Regions from separate parts of the Homo sapiens genome. Here region 1 is linked to region 2. A link is a loop called in an ENCODE intact Hi-C map of the cell type or tissue named here. Cell type or tissue: IMR-90. All regions are shown on one strand. Region 1 overlaps IPCEF1 (interaction protein for cytohesin exchange factors 1). Region 2 overlaps CNKSR3 (CNKSR family member 3).

Region 1 (2,500 bases), 130 kb after region 2:
ACCACCATGACCAGCTTTTTTTTTTTTTTTTTTGTATTTTTGGTAGAGACAGGGTTTCACCATGTTGCCCAGGCTGGTCTCAAACTCCTGAGCTCCAGCAATCCACCACCATAGCCTCCCAAAGTGCTGGGATTACAGGCATAAGCCACCACGCCTGGCCCACTTTTTAATTGTAATTATTAATGTGTAGATTCTTTCTGCATGTAAAACTATATCATTTGAAAATACTGACAATCTTGATTTTTTACCTTTTAATCATATATATATATATTTTTACCATTGTTTTCCAGTACTTTTGAGACAATGTTGTTAAGTGATAATGAGAATCTTTGGCTTATTCCTAATATCAAAGGAAAAGGTTTCAACATGTCACCATCAAGCATGTGATGTAGGAATAAGGACCTTCTTACTTATTGAAAACAGTGGAGTAAGGACCTTTTTGTTTTGACCATGACAGGAATTTGGAGAGGGGTTGACTTGGCTTGGCAGTTCATCTTTGACCCATGTGACTTTAGCTGGGGTGGCTAGGATCGGAGGATCTCTACTTTCAAGATCACTTTTGCATCCATACGTCTGGAGCCTTGGCGTCTCTTGGATTCCCATTCTCTACTTGGCGTCTCATTCTCCCGGACCTGTCCACAGGGCTCAGCTCTTTGTAGCACAGCAGTGTCAGGAGACCTGGACCTGGTGAATGTCAGTCTGGCTTCTGCTAGAGCACATGTTCCTCTTTCAGATGTAAAATCCCATGAAGTGGTGCCTGTGAGGTCATAGAAATTGCAATTAAACATATCTGTTAAATTAAAAATCAATTTCCAATCTAAACTTTTTTTCTATGCAGGAGTTTAAAAATAATAATTTCAACGTTTGTCATAGCTGAATTTTAGTACTATGGAGTAAAGAAAAAAATAGGTGATTCCTTCTATTTTGTGATAACAAAGTTTTCCTTTTGAGGTTAAATGAAGGTATCTAGGGCAGGAGGGAGAGAGGAAGGTGCACGTGTGCATGGAAGATGAGGAGGTGGGTGCGGTACCCAGTGTAGGTGAGGTACGAGTGGGAAAGTGAGCATGTAAAGATGAGAGTGGGTGGACCACAGGAAGCTGGGCGGACCACAGGAAGCTGGCTGGAAAAAAAAAGTCTGGCTTTACCTAGTTAAAAGCAAGAAAAAAGCAACCCAAAGACAAGCGGAAAATCTCACAGGCAAAGTCTATAAAGGAATGGAAACAAAAAAATAAGCCCACATGTGTTCAGGGAAAGGTGAAGTAAAGTGGCTGGCCAGCTGCAGTCTGCTCTGTAATTTTTGTATTACTTCGCAGTAATTTATACGTAAGATAGTCTAATGAACAACAACAACAACCAATAAAAGAGCCAATGCTTCCTGGAAAAACAAATAGAACATTTTCTTTTTGAAAACTTAGATTTCTGAGTTTATGATTCTAGTGGTTTAAAAAAATGCGCTATTGAAATTGAAAGAATGTCAAATTAGGGAGTTGGACGATTTAATCTTTGGTCTTAAGCTAAATATTGTACTTAGGTGTTCTTCCACTAGGTGTCTCTTTGCATACATGTTATGATTTCAGAGAAAGCAAATCTATTCTTGACGGCATTCGCTTATGTGGATTGTGTCAACAAATATCTCAATTTGGGATGGGGGGTATTTAAGAATGACTTTAATTTAACAGTTCTTCCTAAAGAATAAATAGGTGTGTTTTAGTGACATCTCTCGTTCTTGCTTTAGATGTTTTGGAGACACTAACCCAGATTTTTCAGCAGATGCAAAATTGAGGTCCTTGTGCCTGTGTGGTTTCCAGCATGATATGGTTTAAGCCTTCAATTCATAGCCTGCCCATGTGGGATTCTGACCAGGACGTGAGCCCTTCATAGTTTCTGAATGAAGCCTCACCTAGGATGCGCAATTCCCAAACAAGCTGCATGCAGCTCGTCAGTGTCTCTTTCTGAGAGCTGTATTGCCTGCTGATCAGACCCTTCCAGACCACACAGTGGCAGCTGATCTATGATCCCACGAGTAGCCCTTTGGCAGCCACGTTATCACTGCTAGTCACCGAAGGTCCCTCTGAATTGTCTAAATTTGGTAAATAGCTTACTCATTCTAACTTGTCCTAAAGTTGAGGCAGGGCCAATATAAGTCAACAGATATTTGTTAGGTGCCTACTGCATGTCTTGCCCTGAGTGTCTGTAAGAATTATTAGACTCATTCATTCTCTAAGAATGTAATGAGATCTACTGTTTGCAAAAAGAAAATAAAAGCCTGCTTCTAAGGAGAATTTGAAAAGGCAAAGATTATTCTGAGACAGCACTGCTGATGACCATAGGGCCCTGGACCTGGAGTCTGAAAATCTGAATTCAAATTTGGCTTTAACTTGCTAGCTATGTAAACTAGTTAGTCCACCCACTCTGTATATTCGTTTTTTCACGTGTTAAAGTATAAGTTACTTTACAACCTTGCTGTGAAGACTGAAAACAGTTTGCAACAGTTCTGCCA
Region 2 (2,500 bases):
GGTTTACGCGCCTCAAACTGTTGACTCACTGAGAGGGACCCTGCTCAGGCCACCTGCCTGGCTCCTGCCCCAAGTGCCTTGCTTTTACAGTGGACAGCCTCTTCTCGTTTCAGCCTCAGTATTATGTAGGGACCTTATGCAATTTCTTTTTCTTTTGAAAAGTTATCTACTGCCCTTCTTGGAAGTTTGCAGGATTGGATGGGAACAAATTCAGAGGATCTTAGGTGCTGGCTTGTGGAGACAAAAGGAGGGAAATGGGTAGAGCCTGTTTGTCTTGCTTCCCCAGAGATAGAATGTGAAGACACGCGCTAGAAATCGCAGTCCTGGCCAGAGACGTTATGGTCATTGTGAGGGACTGGTGGCATTGTTCCTTTTTGAGGGGCTGGGGGGACTCAAATTGGTGGCTGTTTTCACACAGATGTGTTGGTTTGTGGTCCAACTTCTTTATCTGAAAAAGCCAGTGAGAAAACATTTTTGATTTGATTTTTCTAAACTATCTACCATATTTTAAGTGTAGCAGCTTTGACTTTGCAATAACGTGGCAAGTATCTGATTTCTCCTTTGAGGCAGAGGTTTAAGTGTAGGCCTGTTACACTTGTTTGATACCTTTTTCATGACAGTCTCAGTATAGATCAGTTGGTACAGAAATACATGAACACATTTTGATAGGGCTTATTTCACACAAAGAAGTTTATGGTTATTTGTGTGGGGTGGTGTTGTTATATATTATTGTCTTTAAGGGAAAAGAAGCTATAAGATTCGCTGACAGCCAAAGTATCATTTAGAAAAGTGAAGCAACAAGATTTAGGTTGATGAAAGATACATGAGTTTGCATTTTGACCTGTTCAGTGTCTGTCTTCCAGCACGGTGTGTACACTTCTTCAAAATTGTACACAGTTTGCTAATTAGAAATATCTTGGAAAGCCTCATGGTCACTAATTTTCAACTAGCATCAGGTATTTTGAAAACGTGTGTCTGGATATTAACTCTTGTTTAAACTGAATGTATGATATTTTGTTAGAATGGAAAAGTACTATCTTGTTAATTTAAGTATTTTAAATATAGTTGTATATTTTTCTTACTCTTAGTCACCTGTAATTGAAATATTTCTGTTTTGCGTCATACACGAAGCTAGTGAAAAAGAAAGTGCAAGGCATTTTCAGATGAGCAAGTGACTATCGTGGCTGTTGCCAGCAGGGCAGTATTGTTAAAAAAAATCAAAATAAACCCTCCCAAGCATTTTGGGATTTTATGGATTAGAAATGGAAGAACAGGAGAAGCATATGCAAAGTGAAATTGCACGAGGGGAATTTTCTGAGGTATCTTCCTAGGCAGAGCCGAAATCTCCTACTCCAAAATGCCCTTTCTCATACCACCGGAATTGTTGAGTTTGCTGAACTGCCTGGAATTCAGCCCATGAAAATCACTGGAGTTAGGAAACATCTTCCCTTTAAAATGCTTCTGGTGTGGTTAAAGGAACTAGCAACCACTCATGTATAATTACTGTGACTGAATTCAGTCAGGCTGGTTTTTTTTGTTTGTTTGTTTGTTTTTGAGATGGAGTCTCAATCTGTCACCCAGGCTGGAGTGCAGTGGCGCAATCTCAGCTCACTGCAACCTCCACCTTCCAGGTTCAAGCGATTCTCCTGCCTCAGCCTCCCATGTAGCTGGGATTATAGGTGCCCGCCACCATGCCTGGCTAATTTTTGTATTTTTAGTGGAGACGGGGTTTCACTACGTTGGCCAGGCTGGTCTCAAACTCCCAACCTCAACTGATCTGCCGGCCTCAGCCTCCCAAAGTGCTGGGATTACAGGCATGAGCCACCACACCCGGCTCAGTCTGGCTGTTTTCTTCTCTACCTCTAAGACAACTGCCATGAAGATCTGGTATTTCGGCCTGGCGCAGTGGCTCATGCCTGTAATTCCAGAACTTTGGGGGGCCAAGGTGGGTGGATTACCTGGGGTCAGGAGTTCAAGACCAGCCTGGCCAACATGGTGAAACCCTGTCTCTACTAAAAATCAGCTTCGCATGGTGGTGGGCACCTGTAGTCCCAGCTACTCGGGAGGCTGAGGCAGGAGAATCACTTGAACCCTGGAGGCGGAGGTTGTAGTGAGCCAAGATCAGGCCACTGCACTCCAGCCTGGGTGACAGAAGGAGACTCTGTCTCAAAAAAAAAACAAAAAGAAAAAGATCTGGTATTTCATGGAGACATGGAGACCCAAGGGTGTTTGGCAGATGGAGAGAAGAGGCTTGCAGTGTGTGACCACAGGGTGTTCAACACACTAGGAGGGTGGGGTGTGGGCTGGGGAGGTCTCGTGTAGGGCACTGGTGATGAGGAGGGAGCTGTGTACGAGGGGCGAGCCAGCCCTGCCTGTTTTACTCTTGTCTTGAGCTGGCTTTATGCCCAGGAAGTGGGTGGCAACATCTCCTCTTACTCCCCAGATTGTGGGGAGAACTCTAAGAGCTGTAGTTCCACTGGATGATGAGTTAAATCACTCT

Evidence for each region. Hi-C counts contacts between places; a loop is a spot of excess contacts. Peaks named below come from ENCODE experiments on the same cell type or tissue, not always from the same donor. Only the 100,000 strongest peaks of a DNase experiment are listed, where the experiment ranks them.
Region 1: a loop joins it to region 2, with 2.2 times the contacts of the local background. A loop is called at or near these places in 2 of 110 quality-filtered maps.

Annotation. Positions count from the first base shown.
Region 1 is chr6:154,276,494-154,278,993 of GRCh38, reverse strand. The region is part of intron 2 of IPCEF1 (interaction protein for cytohesin exchange factors 1); the gene reads left to right. Among named protein-coding and RNA genes, the nearest start is that of IPCEF1, 79 kb to the left of the region's middle. In IMR-90, a CTCF peak has its summit at 1,551; no DNase peak of the experiment used is centred here.
Region 2 is chr6:154,403,886-154,406,385 of GRCh38, reverse strand. CNKSR3 (CNKSR family member 3) reads left to right here. Exons shown (of 13, transcript NM_173515.4): 13 at 1-2,500. The coding sequence ends at 32. Among named protein-coding and RNA genes, the nearest start is that of IPCEF1, 48 kb to the right of the region's middle. In IMR-90, no CTCF peak of the experiment used is centred here; DNase peaks (open chromatin) are centred at 1,125, 1,415 and 2,425; H3K4me3 peaks cover 500 bases; H3K27ac peaks cover 1,707 bases.